Linked DNA regions of Mus musculus: regions 1 and 3 are each linked to region 2. Evidence: chromatin loops called from intact Hi-C (ENCODE). Cell type or tissue: left cerebral cortex. All regions are shown on one strand. Links, peaks and the distances in the headings refer to the core of each region. The heading gives the core; the rest is flanking DNA. Region 1 overlaps Plxna4 (plexin A4). Region 2 overlaps Plxna4 (plexin A4). Region 3 overlaps Plxna4 (plexin A4).

Region 1 (11,003 bases), core at 5,738-10,737, 89 kb before region 2:
ACAACCTGATCCAGTATTCCTAAAAACCTAATAGTCCTGTGCTCCACAGGTCAGCAGGTCAGCAGGTCAGCATCCATTGGGGATGGAAGCTCAAACAGGGAAGGGTTGCCCTGGTTGGTGCCTAGATCTCCATGTACTTACCAGAATCAGAAATGGTAAGTTGGGAGAAAGGCCTCCTTGTGTGTTTAGGTTCTTGTACTTAGTAGGGAGGCCCTCCTTCTTGAGATGAGCCTTCTGGTATGATGGGTTAGAGATTATGGCCTGTCTATATACAACAGGATGTCACAGCCCTCTTACCACTAAGCCTTTCTGATCTTCCATAGACCTTTGGAACCATTTTTGGTCCAGAGTACCCTCCTCAGCCAAAGGAACCCAAGTTATGCCAAACATCAGTACTTGCGAGATCAAAACTCACAAGCTCACACCTCCCAGGAGCAGGAATTTTGTGGGGACCTCTTCCCCAACTTTTGGGCACTTTGAAGCAGGAATATAACCATCATGTATTTGGATAATAGAAATGGAGTCAACGGGCCACTGTGACTTGGCCCTTGAGATCAGGAAAAGAAGGGATTAAAAACTAACTTAGTATCTCTGGCTGTTTCCTTCTGGGCTCTAGTGAGAGCCTGTTGAGTCAGCTCAAGGTCTCCAAGGGGGAATCATCCAGGAATGTCAGTCAAGCAGTGGAGCGGGGCCAGGAAAATCAATGCTGAATTCTAGATGCCAGCAGGGGAGGGGGAGAGAAGGCTGGGATGAGAACATTTGTTTGCAATTCTAATATAACAAAGCAACAGATCACTGGGCAAAGAAGCTAATGGAAATGTGCATCGTGGATGTGAGTGGGTGGGGAGGTGTGGAGGTAGGAAGTCCAGACTCCCACTTGTTAGGCAATTCTAAGGTGTTTGCTTGTGTCCATGGTAAAGTGTCCAAGGGGCCCAAAGTGCTCTTACACTGGAGTCCTGGGCTGGGATTACAAATCTCCCTAACACAGGTCAAGTGGCCTTTACCATTTTCCTCTGTGTAAAATGGAACCAACAGGAGTGAAACAGAGTTTATAGAAAGCCAACACTGGCAGCTGGAAAGGTGACTCTGGGGATATGGAAACAGTGGTTGTAGTATTGTATCACTATATTTGGTCCTTAAAGTTAGTTTCCTTCCCCTTCACTCTCGGGTGGAGGGGGGAATGTGAATGCCAAGAGTTGGAGAAGTTTGACCTGATTCCAGGTGCCACCTAGGCCAGTCTAAAGCTTCACATGGTTTCCTCCTTACAGCCCTCAGATTCAACCCATGGCTTCATCCTTTCATGTCTTTTTCAGTTTTCCTACCATAGAGACTTAGGAAGATGCTTATTAGCCAGGATATAGATTTCCACATAGAGCTTGACAGTAACAGTGCCTGAGACATACACAAGGGCCATTATAGCAATGCTTGGTGCTATGTATCTTTTACTGGGTGTATAGTACAGTCCCAGGTCTGTGCATGATACACACAAAAACCCATATAGTCCTAAGCAAGTGCAAGTCTTCAGTACTGTTATCCACTCATGGCCCCAGAAGATTGGGCAGCAGCATGACTGTTAGTGCTAGGGCCCATGCTCGACCATCTTGGTCTCTGCCCCACCTTCTTCCATGTAAGCTGCTGTGCTCTTGTTCACATGGTGTACAGTTGACCTGTGCCCACCAGAGCAACATGAATTCAGCTGGAAGAGCAGAGCAAACTATTCCCTTCTCCAGGAAAGACTTGTGAAAGATTGAAAGTTTGTTCTCTACTCCTGTCTTTGCTTTTACCACCATGTGAGCCTGAGTGGCCCTGTCGGGTATATCAAGTATGGGACTGTCTGAGAAAGGGGCACTGGAAGAAGCCAGTGGTACCCCAGGAAATTCTGGAGGTTGCTCCCCACCCCCATGCTTTTCTTATTCCTCCTGAGTGGTGATAACTCTTAGCTTGGTGGTTACCTGGTTATCCTGACCTTTACTGTGTTACAATAAGAAAAATAACTAACTCAATGGCTCTGAACTGGTCTGGCCATGAACTCAAGAAAATCTTCATAAAGTACATATTTCCCCTCCTTTTCCTTTCCTTTTTTTTTTAAATACAATATGGTAAAGTTTTAAGAGCATTTTGTGTGTGTGTGTGTGTGAAAAATGCTACCATCTGCTTATGAGTGACACTGTGTAGAGATGACATGATTTGCTCAAAGCTTCTCACTTCTGACTCACACAATGGAGCTCACTTTCCTCTCTACCATCTTCTATGGCAGAGGGCAACCTAATAAGTTTTATAAGTGGCAACTGGGGCTTAATGAGTAGATACCAAAGCTTGGACAAACACTCAGTTGCTGCTAGGAGAACCCTCTATGGGCCCAAGAGAAAGAATCAAGCTGGAGTATAAATCCCTCCAGATACAACTTTCCATTTGCTTAGGAAATCACATAGAAGAAGCAGGAGGCCAGGCTGGGTACCAAACTGTGTGGGTAAGGGCACAGGTGGCAAAGTGGGTTTAGTGGTTAGATCAGTAATGTAACCAGCACTAAGCTCTAGGAGATGACTTTTCGTGGACCTAGTGTGCTTTCTCTCAGTAGATGAGGATGTTAAAGCTATTGCCTTGTTCTTTTGCTCTTCTAGAAAATTAGATTAGGATACAGGCTTTACTGAGGGTGGTTCACAGAGAACGCAAATGTGGGAAATGCAGAGGATGTATGCAGCTGTAGCTACACAACCCTTGATAGACACAACCTCAGCCAACTCCTTAGCCAGCCCACCCAAAACAGCCCAACTCAGACAGCCACACATTTCTCTCACAAGATTTTTAATTTAATTTGAAGGTGTATTGCTCAGGATTAAACCCAGGATCTTGCCTTTTCTAGGCAAGTGCTCTATGACTAAGTTTATATACATAGACCTCAACACAGGTTAATGTCTGTTTGAACCAAGATGTGACATCAGGACCTATCCCTTTACATGGAAGCTAAAATCACCCATGATCAGAATGCACAAAATGCAGAATGTGGGCCTCCTTGCCAATCAGGGAGTCAGTTTCTGATCAGCACCAGCTGAGCAGAAGGACATTGCAGAGAAGATGAGATGGTTTGCTCAACTCAGAGATTTGAAGAAAAGGATTGAGTATGAGGTAGAGAGAGTTTTAAAACCAAGGACTTTCAGATCACAGAACAGAATATTATGGAAGACTGGGATTGAGTAAGATTGTGTGTTTTAACTCACTTAAACAACCTTGAATTGGCTTAGTTTGTTATCAGAAGTATTTGAAGAAAGAAGGGAGAAGTTAAGGCCTGGAGGAAATACATGGGGCAGAGCTCATTGGTGCTGGTAGGCCTGTGGCTCCCCACGTGCTTGCAATGGGATCATTCTGTTATTGTGCATCTTGGAATGGAGGTGCATATTTTAAAAAGGAAGCTATGTCAGAAACATTTTCATTTGAAAGAGGTATCAGTTTCAGAAATGAAGGGGAACCTGAAAGATGCTGCATTGTTGGTCTTCCTCATGTTCCTCCTCAGTGTCCTTGGGCAGCTATGTTTTCTTTTTCATCATAAGGAGGAGAAGTAAAAAGCAGGTTAACTAAGGACGTACATAAAGGCAGGCTGAGCCCAGGGACATGGGGCAACAGTGTCATGACCAGAAACAACAGCTAGTGGAGATGTTGGTGATATGTGCAGCGGGAAAAAGACGGCTGGCTGGCTGCATCTGTAAATCTAGAGACAGCCAAGAGAAGAGGGCATGGGGATCATGGTTGTGGAACTGTTGGGTTGTCTAATACTCTAAAGGAAGAAGGAATCCGCAGAATGATGGTGCAATTGGGCCCTGAGAAGATTGTTCTATTGATTTAGACCTTCAGTAGTTTGTTTTCTCCTTACACAGGCTTGGGACTTTGCAACCCCCCAACTGCAAGCAGTTCAGTACACAGCAACGTTTTCCCCAAAATTGAGATATAAGAAAAAAAATAGACCCACTTATAGTTTGCAATGTGACGTGTCCCTTTAAAAAGTTCATGCGCTAAAGGCTTGTTCTCCAACTGATGGCACCATGGATAGGTGACTGGATCACTGGGGCTTGGCCTTCATTCCTGGCTCGATCTGTGGATGGGTTCATATCTTAATTACATTATTTGAAAGTGATAGAGATGTAGGAAGTGGGGCCTGATAGGAGGAAGTGGGTCACTAGGAACATATTCTCAGGTCTTGTATTTTGTCCCTAACTGTTTCCTGTCATTCTCTCTGCTGCCTGGATGCTGTGGAGGTAAAAATGTCTGTTTTGCCATGCCCTTCCACCATGCTGGTCTGCTGTACTGTAGGTCCAGAAACAATGCAGCCAGCCAGTCAGCCGAGCTTTGACCTCTGAAAACATCAGCCAAAGTAAACCTTTCCCCTTCCAGTCGTTTTCCCAGGTATCTTGTCATAGTCATCAAAGCTATGACTAACTCACGGCCAGTGGGATTAGCCTTTGCTGTCAAAACACAGCCACAGTGAAGGGAGAAGCACAGGGCATCAGCAAAGCAACACCTTCCTGCTGGGCATGGCTTCCTGTTCCTCCACAGACTTGACAGGATCTGGACCTGGGAAGAAAGAAAATATGAAATGTCGGACAAATCTCGCTGTGAGGACCACTGGCCTGTGACTGCGGGATACAGCTGGTCAGGCTTCTTTGCAGAAAAAAGACAGCGAGACCTTTAGAGTCATGGGACTGCAGCGCAGGCCCAGCAAACAGACCTGGCCCTTCCTCTCATGATTCTTAAGCTGTGGGTGGCAACCCCCTTGGGGGTTGAATGACCCTTTCACAGAGGTCACCTAAGACCATTGGAAAACACAAATATTTACATTATGATTCATTACAGTAGCAAAATTACAGTTAATGAAGTAGCAACAAAAAATAATTTTATGGTTGGTGGTCACCTCATCAAGAGGAACTATATCAAAAGGTTACAGCATTAGGAAAGTTGAAGACCACTGCTCTAGCAATGGCAGGCCAGTTGATGATGCCTTACTTGGTGCAACAGCCTATACCTTTACGTCTGTCATACCATGGCAAGGTACATCAAAAGAAGGCACATAGAAAATTCAGCAGGCAGAGCATCACTTGTTAGGGAAACTGGGTTCCATGATTAACCACATTTTTTTTAACATCCATTTGTGAGGCTGACCTATGAAAGTCTAGAGCTGTTCTTAGTCATTATTCTATATACTTCAGGTAGGACCTGATCCATAGGGCACACTTTATAAGTATTTTCTAGATGCTAGGGGCATGGAATGACAACAAAGGGCAGCGTTGAAAAGAAGATGAAGAAGAAGGAGAAGAAGGAGAAGAAGAGGAGGAGGAGAAGGAGGAGGAGGAAGAGGAGGAAGAAGAGGAGGAGGAGGGGGAACAGGAGGAGGAGGAGGAAGAGGAAAGATGCCTTGTGGAAGCAGCAAGTTGGAATCTAGAAAGAGAATGTAGGTGGCAGGGAAAGTTGCCCATTTGAGAAAGCCAGCACTTGAGGCATTCCCAGAAAGACAGGGGGAGGGAAGGACATCTGTTAGGTCTTGGAAGAATGGGTTGGAGACTGGGATGTTCCCTCTCTCTTTCCAGGCCCCATCTCCATCCTTTCTCTGCTTGCTGACAGTCAATATCATTTGCACCTGCAGTCTTAGCAGCTATTGTCCTCTGCAAACTCTGTGGCCCTAGGCACCAAAATCCAGGCCAGTGACACTAAGCGCTCCTGTTTGCCCCTGACAGACCTTTGACTTTGTCCTTTCCAAGCTGGATTCATCTTCTCTTTGGTCTCTGTGTCACCCAGGCAACCCTGAAGGACAAACATGACAGTGGAGGGGCTGGGGCTCTGCAAAGGGAGAGTGAATCTCTGACTCTCCCCCAGCCTCAAATAGTAGGATGTTCTCTTACCTGTGATCTATTGATAGAGGAGTCCAGGAGCAGAAGCATCACTCTGACATGCGTCTTCACTAGAAGCTTTGATGGCATGTCACTTCCTGGAGCATTGGCACTCCTTGTCCTGGATGGAGCCTTGACATGCCTCTGTCCTTGCTAGGTTGCATCGCCTTTGGAACGATCCTTCTCTGACACTCAGCGTTTGCTGGCCTTGGGTAGACCATTCTTTTATAGATTCTCTGACTAGAGCCAAAGCAATAAAGAGTGTTACTTGACTGAATAGGGTTTTTTTGTGCTGTGTTAGAGCCAGGATATTTTTATACAAATATGATATGAAATATAAAAAGATATGAAATAAACTCTCAAAGAAGAGCTTTAAAAAGGATCTCATTCATTACTATCCTCAAAAAGCTGAGAGCTTCGTGGAACGAGCGCGTGGAAATGCCGTAGCCTACAACCTTGAGCCCCGTGTGCAGTGGACTGGATTTCCAAGAACAGTGCTCTCCCAGCTAGGGGATGGAAGCAGGAGCCGCGAGCGTTTTCTTGTTATTCTCAACTCAATTTAATAAGCATCCATGGAAGACTGTGCAAATTCAGAAGTGTTAACCATGACCCTGTCAGCTCCTAGCCCACCATGAAGCTCAGCGTTCTGAAATACAGAAAATGGAAGCAAACAATCCAGCCAAGATCTTATCCGTTAGCCTACAATTCAAGTGATGTGCAGTGTCATGGGGCGGATATTGTCAGAGGTGAGAGTGAAGCCCCATCGAGAGACTTAGGCCCTGCCTCTGTTATAGATGAGAACACACTATGAGACTGGGGCCATGTGCATGGGTTATTGCTGGAATGAGTCAAGACTCCAGCCTCTATTGCTATTCTAGGATTGAGGAATGTGTGTCTGTACTACTCCCAGGCTTGGCACATTTACACATGCACACAACGGACTGTTTATCAAGAACAAATTTTTAACGAATTAAATATGAGAATAGCTGTCAGCATACTTTGGGAAAAGAAGTTCATAGTGACATTGAACTCTACTTCCAGAAGCAAGTATTGTCCCTTGTATCAGTCCCCTTTGCTTGTTGCTCCTGGCTGCCTCAGGTGTCTGCCCCAAACCCCATAAATCCGGGTAGGGTCACTACAAAGAGTCTGATACAATTTTTAAAAAAAATCCTATTTAGAGACAAAAGTCCCACAGCAGCCTCTGTTCCCTGACCCCTGTGCAGTTAGCTTTTTCCACAAAGAAGGACCCAGTAATCACTGTTCATGCTGAAATATTTGATTTATTCTGTGGAGGTCCATTGGAGGGCCTTTTACAAAGGAAACTGTGGAAAAACATTTGCCTGGAAGCTTTGGGAATGGGATGGGCGATCAGAAAGAATTACGAGCACACACCCTTGGAATTGTTATCTCATTAAACCCATGTTCCATGAGTGTACAGATTTTCCAATGCATTTGGGTCTCTTGTCTCTGGACAATGAAATTGCTATCCTTTGCCACAGAATAAATTACCTGTCAGGCTCTTTTAAGCGGTTTCAGGGTGGTGAGTTTAAAAACAGTACATATGCTTTACCCAGCAGTGGGCATGGAGTGAGAGTCCTACCCAAAGTTGTTTTTATGTGCTGTTTGCTGCGTTGTGCTGGTCTGGAGTGATTGACTTCTTCACTGAAAGGCAACAGCTTCTAAGGACTGAGAGCCATCCCACTTCAGGAGGCTTAAGGGTATAGCTCTAACAACATATATCCTCATACAGCCCTAGGAAAGGTAAAGTAAGGCTAAAATCCGGAGAGTCTGTTGTTTTCTTGCAGGTTGAAGCTCAGTAGATTCTTGGCTGCCTTACTTGTGGGCAGTTTGGAGTGTGCAGATGACCCCACTACGAAGATAAATATATATCTGTGACAGCATGGCACAAACCCACACAGACGGATCCATCTGCATGCACACACAGAGTAAGGTTTTCCAATTAGCCAGCCAAATGCATTTATCCTAATCTCATAAAGCCTCAGACAGAACTGTACTGCTCATTCCATGTTAAGACAGTTTCGAGGGCTAGAAACCAGATGTTTCTCACCTGGGTAATCCCCGAGTCAGCAGGGCGTAGAAGTCCATGAGAGGTGGTGTGTGTGTGTGTGTGTGTGTGTGTGTGTGTGTGTGTGTATGTGTGCTTGTATATGAAAGAGCAACTGCTTAGGAACTTAAAAAGGAGAAGAGAAGAGAAAGAATTACTGACACAAACTTTGGCTGGTTGCCTATCACGTGACTCTGACTTCAGAAATTGAACCTTCACCAGTGGTTTGCAAAGGGTTGATTCTACAAGCAGTTTGAGCAGCAGAAAATGCCTCTCACTCTCTCACCAACATCCTTAGCAAACATGTCGCCTGAGGTGAATGGGAGGGGTTTCCATGTGGTTCTAAGAATGTTATGTGTATAATACAAATGTGTATCAATATTTGTGTATATGCATATATGTAGGATGTGTACATATCTTCACATACATCTGTCTTCATATGTTGTTGATCTATAACATGAACAGCCAAATTACACGTTCATATATTCTTAAAGTATGATAGCCACACATTCTGAGAGGCTGGTTTGCAAAGGATGAAGGTCACCACTGGAGCTCCTGTGGATAGCACTGGCAAGTACGGACTGCTGTGGTTTCTGGGGAGGCCTGCTGCATCTGGGGACCATGTGCTTGAAGCTCTAACACCTGCCAGCTGCAAGCATCAGGGCAGCTGGATCTAGCTGAGGGTGTTTTTCTGCATCTCAATTTCCTCCAGGTCAGAGATAAAAATGAGAATTTTAGTTTGTGAATGGTACCAGAACCTGGATGATCCAGAGACCGCTGGCATTCTTACCAAGAGTAAGGCATATTAGACATGGTAAAAATCACAGGTTCATACTTGCTGCTTTGAATGAGGTTTTAGAAGACACGCTAGTTCATTTCAGTGTTGACTGAAGAATTAGTGTAGCCACATGGTTCATATAAACCTGTAAAAGTCAAGTGGGCGGAAGACTCTAAATTCTGTCTGTCAGGAAACAATGGGGAACTGTGAATTTAAGACTGAGGCCAGCCTGTCTCAAAACTGAATGACTCTGCCTCAAAACAACAACAGTATCAAGCAAAGGCAAGTAAACACACAAAGAAACCAAGACAAGTCTCTCAGTGACGTCTGTCTCGGAGTGACCACTTCATTTAGAAACAGATCTCTTTATTTTGGTATTTAGACAATGATAAGAACTCGTAAGCCGCTGGGCATGGTGGCGCACACCATTAATCCCAGCACTTGGGGGGGCAGAGGCAGGCGAATTTCTGAGTTTGAGGCCAGCCTGGTCTACAGAGTGAGTTCCAGGACAGCCAGGGCAACACAGAGAAACCCTGTCTCGAAAAAACAAAACAAAACAAAACAAAAAAAACCAACCAAACAAACAAACAAAAAGAGCTCGTAAGCCTTACTTTATTTTTGATTGACAAATAATAATTGTATAATATCCTTATGGGACAGATGTTTTGGTACATGTATAGACATTGTGGAATGATCACATCAGAAAAGTGAAATAGGCATCACTTCAAATATATATACATCATTTCTTTGAGATTATAATACTTGAAATCCTTTCTTTTAGGTATATACACATTTATAGCAAGTCAGGAATGGCTTACACCTATAATCTCAGCACTTGGGCAGCAGAGGTAGGGGAATTGTTATCAGTTATTGGGTGGTCTGGACCATAGGGTGAGACCATGTCTCTCTCCCCTTAAAATAGGAAGAAATACACAGCATACTGTGTTGCTGCTAACCATATCAACTGTCTAGATACCTCCTAACGCAGATTCTGTGACTTTGAACCTGTTGACAAACGTTAGCCTCTTCTCCCGCTCCACCCTCCACCCTGTTTCTAGTAACCACCAAATTAAGATCTCTTGAAATAACCATCAGACAAAGAACGAGATCAGGGAGATTTAAAGCACGTCCAAACCTCCACAGAATTTTTGAGTTTTTGCCAGACATTGGAACTAAAACCAATCCAATTACTAGCAAGTGGCCAAAAATAATTTCACAGTCTAATATCAGAGTCCCTGCCTTAACACCACACTAGAAGATGCTTTTAAATAACCGCTAGACTAATGCTGAGATGATCTAGTTAGAGCAATCATCCTACACAAAGATTTCAACGAGCAGTTGAGGAGCTGGTGGTTCCTTGGCAAACTGGGCAGTTTAACAATAGCTGTGTGGCAAATAATGAATTACGTCCTATACATATAACCTCATCCTCTTTTGGCAAAGCCGTTTTAAATCATGGTGGTGGGAGGGGATGGGACAATTATAATACAGTAGATGAATATTAGTCATCCCTTACTATGCCAGATACTTTTAAATGGATTGTCATGAAGGCCACCCTGTGAGCATTAATTAACATTATCTCCATCACATAGATAGAGATAACACCCCAAGTGGTCACATACTCTAAGGCTAGTGTTACTCCCAGGATCTGTGGTCATAAGCATCCCTTAGCCCAAATTTACAAACACACTTTGATCCTGAGATGCACAAACCTCCACCCAAGCTGTTTGGCTGAGATGCATACCAGGGGCACAAAGATACCTCTGCAAAGGAAGGTCCACAGCTCAGGACTAGCTTCTTCCCTGAGCACCAACTCCATCCTTGGAGCACAACCAAAGTGAATGTAGCTCCAGGCACATCTAGGCACTCCTCCTTCCTTTGTTCATGGTGCTCCTCCTGTCTCTTATCTGTTCTACTGTGCATTCCTCCCACCTCTTCTACAGCTCCCTTTCTCCATGGCGATGATGCTATCGATGGGGCTTTCTGTTTGATGTGAAGAGTCCCAGCTTCAGTTTATCAGGCTACCCTCTCTAATCCATGTGCTCTTCTGCCTGTTGCACTGGGCAGCAGTAGTGGCTATACCACTTGTGTGCCTGTGTCACTGTGGCCATATTCTCTGGGCTTCTCTTTGTCTCTGGTGTGTGAAGTTAGAAGCATAGGGTTAATGTGTGAGCATGAAATAAGGGAGAGTTCTATGACAAATAGATTTGAAGACACCAACTAAGGGCTCAGTGGGCTAAAGGTTTCTGGGGCTAGAGATACAGGCCTCGGTTTTATTGCTTCA
Region 2 (11,003 bases), core at 3,138-8,137:
CTGCTTGCTTATTGGATTCCCCTTGGACAGGGTGCTGCAAAGGGGTGCCTAGACTTCCTGAACTTTGTGCCAACCAAATTTCAAAGCTACCCAAAGACCCCCTGCAGGTATGCAGGTGTTGCAGAGTGCCACAAATACCTTCTTCACACTTCCCTGGTACTGTCTTGTAGTTAAGGTGCCTACAAGAGGGCCCTTGTGGTGCTCATGATTCCTTGCCTGGTTCTCTGCCTTTGCCACATCTGTACATGCCAGTTGCTAAGCAGAGGGAGGAGCTGGGACATCTTCCTTTTTTGAAGACAATCATCCCTCTCTGAAAGCTTTCCTTGTCCAGATTAACGACAACATCTGCAGAGCAGGGGTATATTAGGACACACACATGTGTTCAGGCATGCAGGGATCATTGGCCATGTCGCTGCCCCTATTTCAGTGACTTACGTGCGTGAGCACTCAACAGCACTAGCATGACGACAATGCATTATGACAAAAAGTTATTTTTATCAAAGGCTCCAGCCTAACACCCTCTGCCATGGGAATATTGTTTTCCCTGGTGGGAGAAAGAAGAGTTGTAGTGGCATAGTTGCTGTGGCTATGAGACCAGAGAGCAACACGTTGGCTCCAGATAACTGAGCCCTTGAAAGAGTTTTCAACCCCAGTGAGTTTCAAATCATTATTTGCCCTGGATAAATCAGCGGTGTGATCCATGTGTGTGGATTCCAGCCCATTCCTTAGTAAAGTGGCCTCGTGCTTTCCTTAGCCCCTGCTCCAGGCAAGCACAACTCAACTCTTGTCTGTAATGATTCAGATGCCATTAATTCAAACCCACCAGGACAGTTGCTCGTTTGATGTCCCCTTGGGGGAACATTCCAGGAGGTCCCACTCTTACTGATGTGGAACTCTCTGGGGGTCAGTGTGCATTGAGGACATCTGTTGGAGGTGGGGGAAAGAAAGAGAGAGAGAAAAAAAATCCCCTGGGCTCAGGCTCCATGAGGGAACCAGATCTGACTTGAAAAGAGCAGAGACTTGGAGGGGTAGCAAAGCTCTCCAGAAGCTCTCCAGACTTGGCAAATGCCAGGCGAAGAGGGCCTTCCCCTCAGGGAGCAGGACAACTGCTACCTCTTCTCATGACAAGGCAGGAAGATCCTCCCTGGACCACTGCCTTAGTTCTCCCCCCCCCCCCCCATATACGGAAGAGTGTGTGCTTTCTCTCAAGGACAGAAGCAACTTGTTCGTAGGCACTCATCAAGTAACTAGGGAAGAGGAAGCTGCAGATTACAACCTGGACTCATGTTAGTCTGATTTCTTTCTGTTTTAGTTTCTTTCCAGTGTCAGAATATCACCTAACCTAAACTTGCCGCACGTGCATCGTAAGATGTGATAATAGGTGTGTCAAACACAAAGGTCCCGGTGATTATAAAAAAAAAGACATTGTTTATAAATATTAGATTTACAAGCAACTTTGCCCAACATGTGGATGCTGTGCTGCATAGAACAGAGCAGGCAAGCCTGTGATTAAGTAATAATGATAAGATTACAGCAATTGGCACCACACTGATGCTAAGTTTATACCATAACAATTAGCCCTCAGATGTGATTTAATACAGGCAGAAGCACATACTTAAGAACGGGTCTAAGAACTACTCAGAAAGCGATCACAGAAAGTGTTCTGGGCTGGAGCCATAAAAATCGGGCCAGTAAACCTCCACCAGCCAACCAGACATTCTGTTATTTGATAAAACTAATAATGCAAAACTTATTGCTAGAGCAGAAACGTCATAAAAATGTAGTAAAAATAAACAAGCACATGGCTCTGGCAGACAAGTTGAAAACAAGTGTGGAAATTGAAGACATCAAAGGATAGCCAAGAAGAGTCTTGGCAAGTGGGAATGGGCGCTGTTCACATGTATTAGTGAAAATTCTTGAGGAATTTTGTGTGTTTTTCTCATGTTTGAGCAATATTTTGGGAGGCGATATTTCATACATCCTTGTCTCTGTACCAAGATTTTTCTCATCTCAACATTATTTTGTAACATACTTGGTTGGTGACGTCTGTCGCCGTGATGGTGCCTTTTAGTGGAACTATTTGATGCTTGGAAAAACAAAGTAAAGAGGGGAAGGCTTGAAGGTTATTTAAGCCTCAGAAGCATTCTTTTACCCGTATTCTCTCTGTTAGCTTCCAGAACATTCTGAAGGAGGAAGGAGAAATGTAACCCCACTTTAGAGAGGAGGAAAGGGAAACTCTGGTGGGTGGGAGATGAATGGGGAGCCCTGCAGGGCCCTAGGCTACACCATTATACTCCTGCCTGGAGCTTTTCTCTTTTGACTGAGGTGAGGTCAGAGTAAGTCGAGCCAAGGTTAGGACACAGCTCCGTTGATAGAGGACTTGCCTTTGATCTCAATCACTGCATAAAGCTAGGTTTGGTGACGTCATCGTGGACCTGTAATCCCTGAGCTCCAGAGGTAAAGGTAGAGGACCAGGAGGTCAAGGTTATCTATCCCTTGTTAGGGTTATTATCCCTGTTATATCAGCGGCAACACTACAAGGGAGAGAGAGCTACGTCCTCAGGCTGGACCTGCCGGCCTGATGAATGCATAGCTTCCCATGGTAGAAAAACTCTTTTCTGTGTTCCTTTCCTATTCAGATTCCACCTGCCCCGTGGGTCATTTGCGGTTCAAAGACCGAGGTCTAGTATTTCTAGCTCCAAATCCTCCTCTTCATCATGGCCTCATCAGAAGGACCGGCCTTCTGCAAACAGTCAGTGGCTCTATCCGCCGTTGCCTAGCAGCCAAAGAGGTGAGGTAGGAGGCCTCTTTTCCTAGAGCTCTACTCACAGTCTGAAGCCCACTACACAGCCTGGTTGGTACCTATAGGTCAACAGCTTCCATGGCTACCGACTGAGGCATCTGCCAGGCAGCAATGGACACATATATGTATGAGAGGGTCCTGCTCTAGGGCAGCCTATTAGAGGAGGAGAAAGGAGACTGCTGTTTGGAGTCTGAATGGGTTAGAGGCCTGCTTGGACCCTCAGATGGTGGCCAGCAGGGAAAGTGAGGATATTGTGAGAGGAATACAAATTTCTCCTTGCAGGGGCCTATTCCATCTGAATGCAGCCTCCTTGCCCTTAAATCCAATTAAAGGCCAATATTATGTCAGTGGAAATGTATGCCAATCCTAATATAGTCTAATAAGGCTTAAAATAGCACTCTGCTAGTGGAAAGCCCTGTGGTTTAATTTGATTCGCAGCCCAATAACAGGCTTAATAAGAGGGAATTGGCCCCCTTTTATTTTTCCAATGCTCTTTTCTTCTTTTCTTTCTTTGGTTCCTCTTTTTCTTTCTCTGGAGCTTTCTGGAGTGTCTGAGCACAGAGGAGGAAGGGCGAGATGAGTAGCCCTTTCCCTGTCAGGCTTGTATCAAACAGCCTCACGTTCCTGCTACCCGAGGGAATATGGATCTGGCTTAGGGCATGTCTGCCAGGCCCTTTGCTTGGTCCTACATTTGACTCATGCCACACCTGGACAAGATGCATCCTCTATGTTTCCTGCCTCCCACTGGAAATAAGACAGTAGATGGAAGACATATTTCTTGGGTGTACTCCCTGGATGAGAAGCCTCACCAGTACCTTCTTTATAGACCTTGCCTCTTAATTTTCTGACTAGTGGGAACAGTGGCCATTCACATTTTCAGTGGCCCACCATGGCAGAGTTCAGGATGTCTGGCTACAGATAAACTTTAGGAACATTATAGAGATTTATCCTGGGATTTGCCTGTGGCTCAGCCTTGAGCCAAGGATTCTTAACACTTCCAAAACAAAGTTAGTTCCAAAACAAAGTTTTGTTATTCAGTGTGTTTTTTCCAAAACTTTAATGAAATATAATTCATATATCATATAATTCATCCATTTGAATACAGTGTTCAATGGCTTTTATAGTTCAAGAGCTTTCATTACATTTGCAGAGTTGTACAGCCATTACCAAATTCAATTTTAGAATATTTTTATTAATTTAAAAGTGAACTCCATACTCTTTCACCATCACCCTCCAACTTACCATGCCTCCCACTCCTAAGCAGCTACTGGTCCTCTTTGGCTAGACTTGTCAGTCTGGACATTGTATACCAATGGAATTATATAATATGTGGCCTTTCATGTCTGCCTTATTTCATTCAGCATTATGTTACTGAAGTCCATCCACACATCTCAGTAGTTCATTCCTTTTGATTGTCAGCAATATTCCATTATGGGACTATACTACTTCTACATATCTACTCCTCATTGATGGACTTTTAGGTAGTTTGAACCTTTAAATTTTTTGACAGTGTCTCACATAGCCCAGGCTGGCCTCCAATCACTAAGTAGCCAAAGCTAGCCTTGAATGATCCTCTTGCCTCTGTCTCACAAGTGCTTGGATTACAGGCACATACCATCATACCTGACTTGACTGCTGTATCACATCTACTTTGAGCATGCGATGAACGATGCTGCTAGGAACAGTTACACACATGAGCTATAATTCATTCCTCATAGCTGCAGACATAAGAGTAGCATTGTGGGGTCATTTATCTGCCCATTTGAGGAAGACTCTGACTGTTTGCAAAGCAGATGCATTATTGATATGCATACCAGCAATGTGGGAAGGTCTTGATTTCTCTACATCTTTGTCAATACTTGTCATAGCCCAACTTTTATTGTGACCACCCCAGCAGGTGTGTAATGGAATCTAATCAGGGCTTTGATTTGCATTTTCTGAATGGGCCTGATATACTGTTGATCCAAACTGTTCTGTGAGTTTATAAACAACTAGATCTGAATTCAAACCTCATGCTAACATGATTTGGAAGGGTGAAACTAAGGATGAGTTATGTTCTCTGAGGAGATGCACTGAGAAAACTTGGTAGCATCCAGCATGTGTTTTCTGCCTTCCTCTCACTTTTCCCTGATTAGTATGCCCCCATTATAATGAGACAGTGGGCCAGAATGCTATGTATATATACTCTGCTAATTTTGCTATCATGTCAGAAGAAAGATCATAATTTTAAAAAGAAAGGGGGAGGGGCTGGTGATGATGGATTGTCCCAGTGCAAAGGAAAAAGGCTTTTCATGCCAAGATAAAGAAATCAGAACTCTGCTTCACACACACACACACACACACACACACACACACACACCCCAAAAGGAGAAGCAGAGGATGAGGAGTGACCTAATAGCCATTTTCAGTGTAAGAGGGTTATTATGAGGAGGATGGTGACCAGCTGTTCCCAGCTCGATGAAGGACTTCACAAGGGAAGGCCACTGGAACTGTGGGAAGCCGCCTGGAGCTTGGTTATTAGGTACAGCTCCTTTGTTGTCAGGGTCGTGAAACATTGCAGTGGGAATTCATCAAATTTCCTGTCCCCAAAGTCCTTTCCAAATGTGATAAAGTACATGTAGGGGTGTGAATGAGATGCCCAGAGGCAGGGCAGATCCTTCCACCACTCGTGTGTAAGCTCATGAGTGCACACACACACACACACACACACACACACAGTGCAATTCCTGACCCTACCCACCTCAGTTGCCCTCCCTGCAATCCTCTGCACATGCCAGGCAGCACAGGGCACCATCCCCTCATCCCATGTTTTGGCTGGATTGGGTTTCTTTCCCCTTTCTCCCTAAGTGCTGTGGGGGCGTTACCACTCCTCTCTATTTCAGTAGAGAGTGATGGGGTTTCTATACATAGCCGAGGCTTCTAACTTCTCTGGCAGCTCCTGGGTTGAAAGATGCTGTTAAGAGAGAGGGAGGGAAGAGCTAAGTAACTCCTTTATTTATTTTATTTTATTTTTTTTGAAAAAGCTCTCAAGAAAAGCTCAAATGTTTGGTCCCTCATTGTGACAGCATGAGGAGGTGGCCAGTGTAGCCCTCAGCAGATCATTCAGGCTTGGAAACGGAAAGATTCTGTGTTAAAGATGAGCAAATCAAGGGCGTGCTAGGGAAGGCCTAGGATGAGGGTCACAGAGAACATTTTCCATTAGGAATCATGGCCCCATACATTCTGTTTGTGGTGGGAACAGTAAGAGTTTCCTATCCAGCATTCTGCCTTTCTCCTATAGCAATTAGATTTAAGATGATAGCTCCGCCTCCAGGGCCAGAGGAAGGCTTCTATTGGCTCAATCTACAGGGTATTTTAGCCATTTTGTCTCCAGGGTTACCTAGAATCAAAATCCTTAAACTAATTAGTGTCCTGGGTTTCCCTGGCTCTAGAGGTTATAGCTATGTCGTCCTTCATAGTTTTGAGCTGCCCTTTCTTTTTTTTGTCTCTTGACCACAGCACAGATACTGATCCCTGCATCCCTGGGATCCTCTAGCAGGAGCGAGGGGCAGCTTAGAACCACTTGCCTGCAACAGTAAACAATCTCTTCAGTTTATGTTGGCATTGTACGAACATTAGGGTTTTTCTAGTGTGTTATGGTTTGAAAAGAGTGGGGAAGTAATGAGCCAGAAGAGACGAGGTTTAGAATGAAGAGTAGGTTAGCTTGCCTTCAGCTATCCGCTCGCTCTTATACGGTTGGATCTGTGTGCTCCTCTGGTCCATCTCCTTGGACCAGAGCAGCAGAAATGCAAATGGCACCTCAGAGCTATGTGTTTGACCTTGGGAGATGAGTGTCTCCATACTTGTACATAGCTGTGACCCACATACCTAAGTAAATAAGTTGAAGGGAGAAAGATTCACTTTGCTCGTACTTTCAGAGGGTTCAGTGGCTGTGGCTTGCCCCCTTTGGCAGGATATTGTGGTAAGGGATATTTTCTACTTCATGGAGGGTAGGAAGGAGAGTAAGGAAGGCGTAAAGGACTGGGTATCACCTTTCAAGACACTCCCCAGTAATCTACTTCCTCTAATTTCTCCCACCTCCCAAAGATGCTACACCCTCGCAGCAGCACCGCCAGCTGGAGATCAAGTATTTGACAAAATAAGCCTTCCTGGTCAACAATAGCAGTCAGTCAGCCATGGTTCTTATACAGAAGCCAGAGAAAGTGATGGATGAGAGCAACAGTCTACAGTTAGCGAGTGTTAACATTGGCTCCATCACATTCTCCCATGCACTGGGGCGATGAGCAAGGTGAGGGAGAAGGAGAGCCTTATATATCATACCCACTCAATAGAGTACCCCTCCCCCACTACCATCCCAAGGAAAAGCAAGGAGGCAAGTGAGACTTGTTGCTCTTCCAGTTCATCTTTTACCCATCCCAAGGATGGCTCTCAAATTCTAGTGTCACTTGTCTTCTGTCCATGGCTCTCTACTGGGGAAACTGAGTTAAGATGAACATGTGGGAAATGCTGTAGATGGCCATGTCTTCCAAGAACAGGTGCTTCCTGGGAAAGGAGATGGAGCCAGCCCAAAATGGTAAGATGCCTCCAGGTTGAATAAGGAAGTGTAGGGTGGAGTCCGATCTCTGCCACTGCCATTGCCATTCTGGGCAACTGTCCTCTTTCCCTTGCTAGTCATCCCATGATGTCTGAAGACTAAAGACATACCTCTCCTGTCCCATGTGTAATAGGTTCATTGTTGAGTTTAATATTTCCTATCTGGCCCTCTTTAATGGCTGTCTGGATAGCAAACTCTTGTCTCCAGAAACCCTGCTTCCTTGATTTGGTTGATTTCTTGGACCTTGCTCTGGGTCTGTTGTTTCCTCTCCTCTCAGGACATGTCAGGTATGGCTTTTACCTGAATTGGAGCAGGTTCATGCTTGTGAGACTCCAAACTTCCCAACATATGCCCCTCCTTTTGTATCTTGTTTCCAGTTTCCAGGTGATGAAACTGGCCTTGGCCTGGGTGGTTGTCATGGAGATGCATCCCAGCTTCCCGCCTCACACCGGCCTTTAAGCTTCTCTCAGCAACCTCTCTGGGCTAGACAAGGAAGAGAAGTCTGCCTTTGAGCTGTATTTCCTTTTTTTCATGGGGGATGGGGGTTTCGGCAGAGGACGTTAATGTCATTTAATCCAGGTTGTTCCACAGGGATGGGGGAAGGGGAGAGTGATTGTGCAAAAAGTCCAGGTAGTTTTCGATTTGGCTTGTTGTACTAGCTAATTATCTCAAGTAGTAATCAGAATAAAAAGAAAAACTGGAGCCTGGGTAGCATCCATGTTATTTCTCTTTTATCATGTTTCCCAAGCTCACAAAGGGAGGCAGTCTTCTTTCTCTGCCCTTTCCTTTTAATGTCATCTTCTTACTGCTGATCAAATCTTTCTGCCTAGTGATATCGCTGTCAAGGCTGCCTCACCTTTTCATTCAACACTCTGGATACAATCACATCAATAATGCCTGCCGGAACCTCAGCTGAGCCACTGCCTCTAGGAGCTTGCACTCATCCACATTTCTAGGAAACTCTGTGTGTGTATGTGTGTGTGTGTGTGTGTGTGTGTGTGTGTGTGTGTGTGTGTGTGTGTGCACATGTGCGCACTCACACGTGCATGTGCTTGTGTGAATGTGTGCTTATGTGTGAATGTGTGTGAGTGTGTATATTTGTGTGTGCACATGCATATGCATGTGTGTATGCGTGTGTGATGTGAGTGTTCAAATGTGTGTGAGTGTGTGTATATGTATGTGCGTGTGAGGGTGTATGTATATGTGTGTAGGTGTGAGTGTATATGTGTTTGTATGTGAGTGTGTGAGAGGGTATATGTGTGAGTATATGTGTGCCTGTATGTGAGCATGTGTGAGTGTGTGTGTTTGTGTATGTGCATGAGTTTGTGTATGTATGGATGTATTGTGTCTGTATGAGTGTAAGTAAATGTGTGTGTGTGTGTGTGTGTGTGTGTGTGAGTGCATGGTGTGTGTGTGTGTGTGTGTGTGTGTAATTTACCCAGAAAAGATCCCCAAGAATCTCAAAATACTTTGGACAGTGTCTTTTGTAGTACAGGTAGAAAGGGCCGCCTGAGCCTGCTACCATGAGCAGGTCAGAAACACTGAGGTTCAAAGTGAAAACATAGGGCAGTGTACATTACTTATAGTGTGTAAGGAATGAGATGGGTACCAATCTAGTGACCCCAAAGGGAAAGCATCTACGCTTCCTGACAGCTCTGCCAATCCCCCAGTGTGTTTGGAAAGCAGATCTTCCCCACAAATTCTAGTTACAGAATTCTCTCTGTAGAAAGACAGACTTAGCAATGGCAGGGGACTAGGGACATGGGTTATCTCTAGTTCTTCTATGACTGACCTTGTGAATCACTTTTTTTTTGTTGTTTCTCCGGAAATCTGAGTTTCATGAAAGCACTGAGGTATCTCATTCAGCCTTTCACCTGTCCTCTCAAGTCAGCATTATTTGGTGATGCTCAGAGCTGTCAATCAACTTGGACAAAGTCACACAGCAGCCAGTAATCATACCCATGCCAGAATCTGCTATCTTAAACTTGAGTGCTTCTCATGAGTCTACAGCTATCCATGGGAACAAGCGTTACTCCGCACCAAGGCAAGATTCAGATGGAAGGTCATTTCAAGGTCACCCCAACAAACAGCCTGCTGTAGCAGCCCTCTTGACCAGGAGTGATGGGGCCTTAGAGCTCATGTAGCAGATGGGAAAGGGAGGAAAAGGGGCTGAGTAGGAGAAGAGAAAACCTACTGGGAAAAGGAAGCCATGAACACAGTCCACTCGCCTGGCAGAGCAGAGGGTAAATGTGCCATGCTAAAGTCCTTTGAGCCAAGAGAAAATGTGTGTCTTTATCTTCGTCAGTACAATTTATGGCCCAGCTGGGCTCTCCTGTGAGGTTGGGGCTATTCTGGCACTGCCTGCAGGGTTCCTCTTGGGGTGAGACTCTTGGAGCCTCTGGGACCCTGCCAGCAGCTTCCTGTAGCCATGGTTATTGAAGAATGTTCCCAGTGGGATTTGGCTGCTTCAGCCAGAAGATTTAGGGGACAGATCTATGGGGTTCCCAGAGCAGTCAGCTCACCTGACCTGGGTGGTGGGTCCACCGGTTACATCATTTCCTTCCCCAATATTCCGACAGACACTTTCCTCAACTCATTTGTTCATTCTTTTCCTTCTGTTCAACACAGCATGCATGGTGGCTGCTATTACCATAGTGGGGGTATCGCATATCGTTCTGTGGGAGAGCTCAATGCACTGGGTATACTTGAGATTTCTTGCCCTTAAGAAATAAGCAGGAGCAAAACGTTAATGTTTAATGCATGTATAACAAGCACTGTGAATGTATAAATTGTTGTAGCTCTTTGTTTCTCAGATAGATTTTTTTTCAGTTGTTCATGTACTGGAATTAATGATGATCTTTGGAGTGCTGGCTTAGTACCAGAGTCAGTTAACCAATGTAAGGTAGCACTGGCCACGTTGGAGGTGTTGGTATTTACCAAATAGCCACCCTTAATGTGACAACAGTTTAGACTTACTGTTTGGACTTTGTTGACTATTAAATACTCAGCTCATGTGATGCTCTACTTCTACACCTATCCCCCAAAGGAGTGATTTTTAAGACCCACCCCAAAATATAGGTATACAGGTATTCACTTGTTCAGCCACTCACTCATTCATCACACCATCTCCATCAGCCACTTATGCCTATTCAGTTGGACGAATATTTATTGTTTACAAATTTATAGGGAGAACACTGAGGTAAAATGTTCCAGAAGGCACAGATAATCCAGCTAGTTTACAGCAGGCATCATTTCCCCTTTTAGGATGGGAGGTCTCCTCATCTCTCGGTGTGGCTTTCAACCCAGGATGCCTGCATAGCCTGGAGTTGGCACTATCCCTTCTTACATTGGCAAGCAACACCTCAACCCATCTCTTCCTTGTCACTCCATTGAATCCCAGTGCTGAGAAATGAGATGACCACACTTTGAGAACAGAAGTAAAAATAGAACCTGTTTTGATTGGCAGCTTCTGGGGATCCACATGCAACCACCATGCAGTTAATAGGACAGCTAAGGGAGAGAATTGGGAGACAGCTAAACACAGAGGAAGCAGCACACTAGACTCTCACTCAACAGGGGCAAGGGTTGACTACTTCAGGTACATCT
Region 3 (11,003 bases), core at 778-5,777, 83 kb before region 2:
TTAGAAACGGCATCTCCCACTCCTTTGGCTCCTTCTGCTGTGTTTTCCTCAGAGCACATGCATACTCTAGAGGGGGTAGGTTTCCTAAGTAGACTGGGTCTATCCCCATTGCCTATACTCTCTAGGCAGACTTTCCTCTGCACTCCACCCCCCGGCTCCAGGATGGCTGGGTGAAGTAATTATCCCAGACAGCTGCACGGTGTTCATGCCATTGCCTTACCTCATCAGCCCCCCATTTTTCACTGAGCTGCTTAAAATATAAACCAGACCCCCTTGTCCCCAGTAGACAGACTCCCTTCAGAGCAGGTCAGAGTGCAATATGTCATATGTCATCTGATTTGCAGTGTGTTGGGGCAATTGCCAGATGGGCATGAGACAAAGGAGGGGTAGCTATGAGCATTGGAGAGAAGTGAGCTTATTTTTCCAGGGGACAGAATCTGCAGACTGACACCTGACCCAGCAGGTAACTTTGAAAAGTTTCTTGCCTCTAGGATTCATCCGTAGTGTGAAGAAACCTGTAAGTTGTCAGTCATTTTCCAGAGGCATCTGGGGGGAAGGCCCTGTGCTAGAAAGCCTTCAGGTCAGCAGTGACTGTAGAGAATGTTACAGTTGCTCCTGCCAACCCAAAGGCTGGCTCAAAAATGGTTGGAAGCTGCTTCTGTGTTCTCCCTTCTGGCCATTAACTGTGGCCTTCACCTCCCAGAAGCTAGCCTTTAACTTCAGCCTAAAGTTTGACAAGAGATGGAAATACTTAGTGAATGTGCCCAGTATGGCCATGCCCACAGGCTGGCTGACAGTCATGTGTATGCTCAGGACTCATCGTCACAAAGACAAATGTCCCCTGACATAGGTGGCCCCAATAGAGGTTCACAGTGTCAGCCACACTAATGTCAGGCTTCATCTTGGATTTCTATTTTACACCGTGGGAAGAATACTCCCCGCCTTTCCCATCCTCCACAAACATCGTCTTAATAACCTTCCTTCTCCTTGCTACCCTCTTCTCTGTGAAGGGGACTAGGGTAATGGGAGGGAAGTGGTGGTCCTGCAGGTATCTCAGGAGATCCAGTTCTCCCTCTTAGATAGAGCAAGGCCAGGTAGGGGCCATCACCCAGGCTGGGTGAAGGCTGTATCCACAGAGCTGATTGGAGCAGGCTGCAGTTTGAGCAACCGTAATAAGGAGCAGTTGTCATGGAAACAGGCTCTTGATGTTGTCCAGATTTCAGAATCTTTCCCCTCACCCCTCCTTGGTTATTTTCCTTCCTTCCTTGTTTTTTCCCCTGGGGTTATGGGTCTACACTGAGCAGGAGTTGTGGGCCAGCAGCAAGCATCTGCAAATCTTAGACAGACTTCAATGAGGAGGTGGTGACCTCAATGAGGAGGTGGTCCTGAATGGCCCAGAATCCTGAGGGAACACACATAGACTTCCTGAACACATCCCAAATATATGGGATGATGTGTTCAGACTGCAGAAGATGGCCTCAAAAAATGCTGTTTATGAGCTTCATAGGAGAAAACAAAAAGTGGACTGGGAACCTAGAGCTTAGATCTATGTCCTACCAAGAGGAGCCCAAGAACTGAGAAGCTGGCTGGAGGTTTTTGAACTACTATGCTTGAATTTCTCACTATGTTGTAAAGATCTTCATAGCACCTTGATTGCCATCCTCATCCCAGTTTTCCATCCATACAAAGGACTGGTTCTCAACTCTTTTATACCTTCACTTAGTCAAGGTCATGTCAATTCAAGTAGCTGAAGGTGGTCAGAACAAAGCAGAGATTGCCATTTAGGATAGCACCCTCACAGACTTCATGCCTTGGTGTTTCTGAATACAGAAAGATGGGCCTCATATGTCTCGATCTGGTTGCATCTGTCCCAAGGATGCTGTGAAGCTAAAAAGAGAAAGCAGATGGTTAACTCCTAGGAAGGGAGCAGGCATTACATAACAGAAGAAAGGAATTGTTGAGAATCCATTGTGAGACAACATTAGAACAAGAATTAAAAAGAGCCCCCACTGATTTGTGTCTTGGAGAATCTGAACTTCAAGTTTGAGTATTTACCTAATGATATAGATGTCTCTCTCTCTTTCCTGTATCTCTGCATAGGGAGCTGAAAAAAAGTCCTGGCTAACATGGCCTGGACAGCATGGACAGCAGTGTTTTTACCCCAACTAAAGAGGAAAACGTGGAATTCAGGGTTGAGTACAGACTGTGTCCCAAAGAGACCAGCAATGTTGGAAACACAGCATCCCAGTGGATGTTGGGAGTGCAAAAATGTGATAGCAAATCTGGTGCTGCCTAGGATTAGGGAACAGGAGACTAAATAACTCATCCAAAGTTGAGGAAATGTAGGAACAGAAGGAGAATAAAAATGGGTTGGAACCAGGCAAGGCTGTGTGGTGTTGAGTAAGTGCTCTGGTAGAAGGGTCCACAGTGTGGACTGGAACTCTTATACAGTAATTGCCTCTGGTAGGTTTTGAACAGGCTCTCACTGATTGCTTGGCACTGATCATCAATCTGTGGAGACTTCAGCCACAGGCTTTTCTCTCTGGGTATCCTTAGCTTCAGTTTCAACATGTTGGCCATTTTTGTTTCTAATTTTTCTCCTCTGCTCCCTCCACTGAACAGAATGAAGTTTAAAGCATAGAATTTTCCCACTGAGCAGTTCTTTCTAGAGTTCAGGGAGGCGTGGCATGCTATATGGGAAAGCCAAGGGCTGGTCCTAGTCCTGGCACCTCATTGCTTAGTGGGTCTTCTGTATCTCATTGCTTAGTAGGTCTTGTGTATCGCAGGTCAGGTCTGCTGTGGGACCCCCCCCCCTTACCTAGCGACAGAATACACATCGTTGTTAGGAAAGCAGTAAGATGCGCAGCTTAGTTTGTAGCTTAGACACTAGCCAGCCTTTCTTTGGTGGTGCTTATTCAAGCTCCAGAGGGAAATGAGCGCTGTGTATAACACTGACAATTTTTCTATTTTAGAGCACTTCTGTCTGAGGCCGCATGCTTTCTCTTTTGCTTCTGTTTTACTCGCAGTTCTTTTACCCCCAGCTGCCTGTGTGTGCAGCATTGACTAGCAACGAAGGCCACCGAAGCCTTTTCTGGGTGTTTAGGATGGAAGGCTGTGTCTGCCTTGTCCACTTCAGGGGCCCCAAAGGCATGCTTTTAGTATTGCTTTTGTTGCTGGGACAAAAGGATGGCATCATATCAGTTGCTGGAGCAACAGGTAACATCATATAGTTGTCAGAAAGGATGCATGGTTTCAGAGTCACAAACATCGCCTATGCTTGTTAGTCTAGTGAGAGAATGTTCATTGAATTTTGTAGAGTACATGCAGCTATCGGGGCTGGAGATGTACCTCAGTTGGTAGAACACTAATCTTGTGCATGAGGCCCTGAGCTCAATTCCTAGCATTGAAAAAGAAAAACCGTTTTCTGCCCTTATTGCCCTTGCGGTATGGATATTAGCTTATTAGCTATAACTGGAAAGAATTATATGTGTAAGAGAAACTATGCTACACAGAGTAAGATAGTATAAGCATTTTAGTGATGTGTGGATAAATTATAAAAAGAAATGTGATAATGTGATAATGAATAGTTTATTATAATTTCTTGAAGAGATTCTATAGAGATTAAAGAACAAAAACAAAACAAAACAAAAAACAACTACTCAAAGAGACTCAAAAGACCCAAGTTCAAATTCAGGCAAAGACATTTCAGGCTGTGTGACCTCTCTAGAATTTATCTGTAGAAATAACGAAGGTTTGGAAAGCTTGCTTCACAAGAAAGGGACACCATAAAATTAAAATGGGAGAATATTAGAAGTGCAATCTGAATGCTACTCACTGTTAGAAATGCTCTTCTGCCCCAGTACAGGGGAATGCCAGGGCCAAGAAGCGGGAGTGGATGGGTAGGGGTCCATTCACAAATGGTCATGTCTCCCAAACGCAAGAATAGCAGGGACCAAGCAGCAGGGATGGGCATAGGGAACTTTTGGGATAGCATTTGAAATTTGAAATGTATATAAAGAAAATATCTAATAAAAATGTGCAAAATAAAAATAAAAATAAAAATAAAAAAGAAATGCTCTTCTGGGAGTTTCCTGAATCTCCTTTCTTCCTCATTACCTCAGTTTCCCAATCTGTTATGTGGTAATTCTCTGGTCCTTATAATTAGACAGGCCTCCTCCCATCCTCTCCCCGTGTTAGTAAAGAAAAAAAAATAATAAATGGGAAAAGCTTCAAGTTCTTTGAAACCAAAGAGTGTAATAAATACCCTATATTGATTATGATGATTATATCTGGGACTAGAAAAATATGATTGCCTGGTTGCCAGTAGCAACCAGATAGAAAAGCAGGAGAGGAAGTTGCACAGAGAGGTTCCCTGGGAACGGCAACGGGTACTTTTCTTCTTAACCACCATCCCTGCTGCTTGGTCCCTGCTATTCTTGCGTTTGGGAGACATGACCATTTGTGAATGGATTTGAAGGGAGCTGCACAAAGGACTGGCTAGGGAATGCCATGCACAGTGGGTGGGTCTTCCTTCACCAGTCACGTGCCATCAGAAGCAGGAATGCTATCTTCAGCTGGAGTCAGAAGTGTATGGGTGGGGTGGAATGGGGGAGGCTGTCATTGAACTAGTGAAGACACTACCATAGTGAACCATATAGAAGCTTCAAAGGACAGGGACCAGTAATCATAGCAGGGGACAGCCTTCCAGGAGCAGTGTGGAGAGTGGAGACGCTATGGGTTTGACTACAGCTCCTTCCTCCCAAGCAGAAATGACAGTCTAAGGCAGCGTTGATTAAGAAACTGGCACACTATTATATTTCATTGATCTGAAGTATTTCCTGTGGTTTATATTTAGAGCTCTTGTTCTGCAACTGGTTAGTGCTGCTGTAGGAGCCTATAGAGCTTTCAGCCGATGGGGCCTGCTTGACGGAAGTATGCCATGAGGGTTGGACCTTCAGAGAGTATAGTCTAACCTTCATTCCAGTCATATTCCCTGCTCCCTGACCCTCTATGATGTGAGTTGCCCACTGTCGCATGCTCCCACCACCATGGTGAGTCACCCTGCCATGCCTTTTCCACTGAGTTGGGTGACCATTCTCTGTAACTCTAAGTCAAAATAAACCTTGACATCCAGCCTCAAGTTGTTTCTGTCAAGTGGTTTGATCACCCCGATGCAAAAGTGATCAGTACGCCCAGCCTCCCTTTCTGTAGTGAACAAAAACCTTCAGCCATGCCTCTGAACCCAGGTCCTCCATCTGTGTGTGAGAGAGTCCAGGGAACTCACTGCAGTCTGTGTTGAACACATGTTATTTCATATACCCTCATTAGCTCTTGGTTATGTTGTCACGTGGTTGACCAGTGAATGGCAAGGCCAAGCCCAGCACTCATCTTGCTGCATTCAAAGCTCGTGCCCTTTGTGCTACGATACTGAACTCTCTACCCTGCAGGTCAGAGGCCTAACAAGTATTTGATCGTTGAATGTTGAGACTGAGGCTTTTTAAAACAAGTATTAGAATCTAGATTCTCCTGTGGTCAGAAGTGTTCAAGTTTCTGTGCAACATCCCTGTGTTGGAAGGAAAAGGCATTTGCCTACAGAGTCAGGCAATTTTCTTCTCTTACCTTTGCAAAGTGAGGGCTGTGAGTGTTTTTCTGATCTCTGGTCACCAACCACTAATGAGGAGGGACTGAGAAGGTGCGTGTGTATTGGCTCTTCCACCCAAGACTGGGAAGTGAGAAACAAACAGGGTGGGAGGGATTATGTTCTGTCTTTCCATCCCTGCTGCAGAAAACCTGCTCTGGCCCCAAAGGTCCCCCAACTAATTGATAGAAACTGATCCTGGTCATATACTAATATGTAGATATATCACATTCACTCAGACAGTCTCTTCTCTAGGCATGGAAAGCCATTCTGATGTAGAGCAAACAGTGACAGCCGATGTCTCCAGTTCCTTTGCTCTATGCTTGGTGTTGTGGCCAGCACTTCCCATGTGTAACCTGATCTAAAGGCTGTGATGATCCCATGTAGCTATGACTCTATTTCTTTTTAACCTTCATTTTGCAGACAGGAGCACTGGGAGACAATCAACCATTGAGAGCTGTTGCTGCTGTTGGATTTGAGCCCAGTTTAGCTAATCCCAGGCTTGACTCATAAATACTAATCACTTTGCAAGTCCCACCGAATTCTAGGAGTCCAGGACCACTTCTTGTTCCTTCTCATTGTAGCCCCAGCCTGCTGTGTCTGTCCTCATCTAGAGTTCTTTAAATGGACTTCTTGCTTTCTACAGACCATAGGTTCCCAGTCATTATATATATATTTTTTTCTAATCTTATGGCCACCTAACCGCTCTGGAGAGAAGGTTCCAACTCCTTACCTTCAATGGGTTAAACATTCTTTGTCTGATATTCTTGACCCCAGTGAACTGAAGGCAGCTTGACCATAGACGGTTAGTAGTTGATTTCTTAATGTCCAAGCTGCACTTGAGACTTAGTGCAGAGTTCTGAGTGTTTAGATTCCCTCATGCCCAGGACCCTGGTTACTTACACCCTTCTCTCCTTTCTTCCTGCACTCCTCCTGTACATGCCTGAATCTCATAGGTTTAGCTCAGTTGTTCCCACAGTTGGGGTGCCTTTCCTCAGCTTAACACCAATTCTCTATCCTTTCAACTGACATCAGATCTAGTCTTCATTAGACGGCCAACCATGTCCATCTTGAACGTCCACTCATTAGCTCTCTCATTCATCTGACCTTGACTGAGTCTCTCCCATGTGCCCTTATCCTCAAGGTACTAACACCATGGGTACCTGGATGCTTTTAGCCGGTGTCTGATACCTTGATATGAATTTTTACTCGGAATAATGCCGTCTGTAGTGGGTCTTTTACTCATTCTTTGTTTTCAATAAAAGAAGGTGCTTCAATACGACCCATTTGTAAGAGGAGAGGCAGTAGAAGCAAGAGAAAGGTTGATTGTGCTACATTGGAAGACAGACCTTCTACCTTGAGAGAGCTGTGCTAAGACAGGGTCCTTCTTCCATTTAATTCTGGGGGACCATTACTTGGCCATCTGGAACCCCCTTCCTCTTCTGCCCTGTCTGCTGCTGGGAATTGAGTGTTTACTGATAGCAATGACAGATCTAAAAAAAAAAATGCTACAGAATGGCTTATAACAACCTGACTGAATAAACCAATATGACTTAGCAAAGACTATCAAGACTCTTCTAAAAGAGTGCCAACAACTTACTTGTACACAGCCCATGATTGAAGAGTGAGTTGTGTCTACATTTCTGAAGGGTAAAAGAAAGAAAGAAAACTGGAGGGAGGGAGGGAGGGAGGGAGGAAACATTATGGCATATGAAGTATCTTAGTGTCCACAAAGAAGTTTCCTTGAAACACAGCTGCACATTCATTTATAGACCAAGGCTGGCCTCAAACTCCATATATATCCAAGGTTGACCTTGAATTTCTAATCCTGCTGTCTCTATCTCCCAGGGCTGGTTACAGGTGTGTACCACCATGCAATTTTGTGTGGCACTAGGGCTCAGACTTTGTGCATGCAAGGCAAGCAACTGAGCAACACCACTGCACCTACACAGCCTACTTTCACAATATGTCTCTTTGTTCCCATCAAGAGGCAAGGACCTCCCTCCTTTTGCAGTGGGTATCTACTATCTGGGGCACATGTTTAAGAGCTTGTGAGTGGACAAGGCATTGTGTAGACTTTGGAGCCTTGTGTTGTCTGTGATCTGGGCAAGATTATTGTTTTTCCTTATCTTTGTTCGTATCATGGAAATGAGAAGTTTGGACTGTAGGATCTCTGGTCCTGTCTTCTTAAAGGTACATGCGGCTGTCTGCTCTAGAAGACTGCTCTATAGATTGTGTAGTGTGATGATTGGAGTCATTCTTTGAGCCTGGACAACACTGGCCAACTGTCTGACCAACAGGTAGACACGGGTACTTGTCCTCTTCCTCCCTCTACCCTCCCAGCCTTCTCAACTCTAATGCTGTAAGGATGTAAGGACCAACCTTTTCCCCACACCCATAGATGTATCCCTCCCATACACCATTCCCTGTTTGGACTCAGCACAGCCTTTATTTTTTCTTTTTCTTTTCTTTCTTTCTTTTCTTTTCTTTTTTTTTTAATTTTGAAGTGCCTGAGATCTAGGCGGACTGTAATTATGTAATTCTTCCTTGTTATTTTTTCTAATTGTTCTCAGAGCTGTTTCCTAAACTGATTGGAAACAATTGCAGACAGGGAATGAAGTGGGAGGTGGGCGAGGACCTGGCTGCTGGCCAGAGCCAGGGTGTCTGGGGGAGGAGGCAGGATCTTGTAGTGGAGATACTGGGGTGAACATGAGGGGACTCTTGGTACCCAGGCCGCATGAGCAGCTGAGTGGTGGTGGAGAATGCACCCATGGGGGTGCTGCCTCAATCGTTTAGAGCGTGTCTCCCTCCTGTTCCCTGGTTCCAGAGACCTGGCTGTTTTCCCTTTCCCTGCTGCCTTAGTGACGTGGATAAGCCTCCCAAAGGATTCTGCCAGGGGCCAAGAGGGAACAAGGCCTTTTCCTCCTGGCATTGAATTGTTTATGCTTTCTTGATAGGATAAAAATGTGCAACTCTTGAGCCATCTATAACCCCCAGAAAGCCAGGGAGGGTGAACTTGTGGAAAGATCTTGGGGACTTGCTAACTGGAGCCCAAGCGGTATGATACAGGGTCCCTGGAGGATAACCTGGGGTGCACAAGAAAGCTGCCGACTTTGTTTCTGAGCCCCAGGAAAGTGATCCAAATTAGTGTTCACTGGCACACCCTTACTATAAGGACAGCAATCTCAGAACCAGCAATCTCAATCTCCAGGTTCCTCAGGATACTCAAACAGTCCTGGGGCCAGCCTTCAAAACAAGGTGTGTCTGACTCAAAGTTCTTTAGCTGAGACTTGCCAGGCCAGCAGCTTCACCATTTAAGAGAAGAAGGTTGTCCAGACTTGTTGACTTTGGGGGGTGGAGGGTGGCATATTTTTGACGGGGTGATAAGGACTTGTTATTTCTGAGTGTGATAGGACAGCAATAGCTGTCCATTTGGTGTAGCTAGTACTCCTTACAGGCCTCTATCCTGTGGAGTTAGAGGGGGATACGAGGGATAGCAGCACTGGGGAGCCAAAGGTGCCCTCTGCCTGGAACATGCACTCTGTCGTGGCTTCTTTGGAAGCCTGGGATCCTCTCAACCTTTTGCTCAGCGCTGCTGCCTGGAGAATTCACTACTCTGTTTCTTTCAGTGCTTTGAGGCTGGGATGAGGTGGGCAGATACCCCTGAGGTCTTTTGGTTTGCAGAATCTCTTCTGTCTGACCTGAGAGAATGTACAATATTGCAGTATCTCCCACAATCACTCAGGAGGATCCTTAACCTTCTACCACCTAGAAAGCTTGTGAATGCCCTCAGAGGACATCTCTAGATGGGTTGGGAGCAGAGCCTCTCCTATGACCATTTCTTGTTTTATCTGCTGTGTTTGGTCTCCAGTGAATCCATAGAAGTCAGTCCATTCCTGGTTGTATGGCCTAAATTGTAAGCTGAGGGACCTTGTCTCAGGGCCAGCATTTCTGAACTTATTTTTCATTATTACTATCTTTCCCTTAGAGGAAAATTAAATTCAAATTCTTCCTAATGAGAAGACAAGCACATTTGCTGGAGAGGGAGAGCTTTGGAAAGCTTTATAAACCATTATGAAGGTTAAAATGCTGTTGTGCCTCACATTTTTCGACTTTGGGTGGGGTCTTCTACTGCCACCATTGGAGATACATACTCTGGGCTTTCCCAGAATTGATGTGATTTCTTTTTTTTATTAGATATTTCTTTATTTACATTTCAAATGTTATTTCCTTTCCTAGTTTCCCCTCCAAAAGCCCCCATCCCTTCCCCCTCCCCCTGCTCACCAACCCACCCACTCCTACTTCCTGGCCCTGGCATTCCCCTATACTGGGGCATATATCCTTCACAGGACAAAGGGCCTCTCCTCACATTGATGACTGACTAGGCCATCCTCTGCTACATATGCAGCTAGAGCCATGAGCTGATGTGATTTCTTTATAGTCTCATTTAACATGTAGAAAGAAGACTCTTAGTGAACCAGGAAGATGATTTCAGCAACCCAGCCTAAGGAATGTGTGGCAGGGGCCCCTACTCCCTCTGCCATGACAACCCTTCTGGAGTACCACTGTGAACTATGGAAGGGCTGATGAACAACAGTGGTGAGATCTTCAGGGTGACAGGGGCATCTGCAGTTCTCCAGGCATCTCTTTGACATGCCTCCATATGTGCTATGACCTCCCTGTAGGGAAACCTGCTTGGTCCTTTCCCCCAGAAGAAAATAAAGCTGGGGGAGGGGGAATCTCAGCAGTGGGAAGGTCAAGACCAAGAGGAACCAAAGCTGTGAGATGCTGCCTGCCTTCCAAATGAGGGAGCCTGGAGCCTCATGCCTGCACTTTATAAAGTGTTTCTTCAGTGTCAGGGCAGGGAGCATGGGCAGGAAGCCTGAGGGCCGCAGAAGCCCCGTCTGTCTCCAGTTAGAAATGGGTTGAGTGAGTCCCCAGGTTCAGACTCAGACCCCCATTGCACTGAGGTAAAGTTTAATGAAGCCCACAAATGAGAACCAGGCTTCTGGAAGTTGGCTGGGGCTCTGTTCTGGGCCCTCAAATTCTTTCTTCTTTGCACTCCAAGCCCCCTGCTCTCTGCCCTCTTCTTCATGCTATTGTTTGGCCATGAGTCTGCTCACCTGCCTTGCTCTTACTCACGTGGTCAGCTTAAAGTCAGGTCCTCTGATCAGGGCAGAATTGAGGGTGGTGGTGGAAGGAGGCAGGCAGACAGGGTAAGGTGGTGGAAGAGGAAGAGGAGGAGGAGGAGGAAGAGGAGGAGGAGGCAGAGGAGCAGGAGCAGGAGCAGGAGCAGGAGCAGGAGGAGGAGCAGGAGCAGGAGGAGGAGCAGGAGGAGGAGGAGCAGGAGGAGCAGCAGGAGCAG

The links. Hi-C counts contacts between places; a loop is a spot of excess contacts. Peaks named below come from ENCODE experiments on the same cell type or tissue, not always from the same donor. Only the 100,000 strongest peaks of a DNase experiment are listed, where the experiment ranks them.
Region 1: it touches region 2 in a loop (1.8-fold over the local background); 2 of 42 quality-filtered maps call a loop at or near these places.
Region 3: a loop joins it to region 2, with 1.8 times the contacts of the local background. A loop is called at or near these places in 2 of 42 quality-filtered maps.

Annotation. Positions count from the first base shown.
Region 1 is chr6:32,446,543-32,457,545 of GRCm38, reverse strand. The region is part of intron 3 of Plxna4 (plexin A4); the gene reads left to right. Among named protein-coding and RNA genes, the nearest start is that of Plxna4os1, 59 kb to the left of the region's middle. In left cerebral cortex, for the core only: no CTCF peak of the experiment used is centred there; DNase peaks (open chromatin) are centred at 6,020, 7,777 and 9,980; H3K27ac peaks cover 971 bases.
Region 2 is chr6:32,354,534-32,365,536 of GRCm38, reverse strand. All of the region lies in intron 3 of Plxna4 (plexin A4), which reads left to right. Among named protein-coding and RNA genes, the nearest start is that of Plxna4os1, 150 kb to the left of the region's middle. In left cerebral cortex, for the core only: no CTCF peak of the experiment used is centred there; a DNase peak (open chromatin) is centred at 5,695; H3K27ac peaks cover 550 bases.
Region 3 is chr6:32,434,742-32,445,744 of GRCm38, reverse strand. All of the region lies in intron 3 of Plxna4 (plexin A4), which reads left to right. Among named protein-coding and RNA genes, the nearest start is that of Plxna4os1, 71 kb to the left of the region's middle. In left cerebral cortex, for the core only: no CTCF peak of the experiment used is centred there; DNase peaks (open chromatin) are centred at 1,179, 1,837, 2,358 and 3,026; H3K27ac peaks cover 2,228 bases.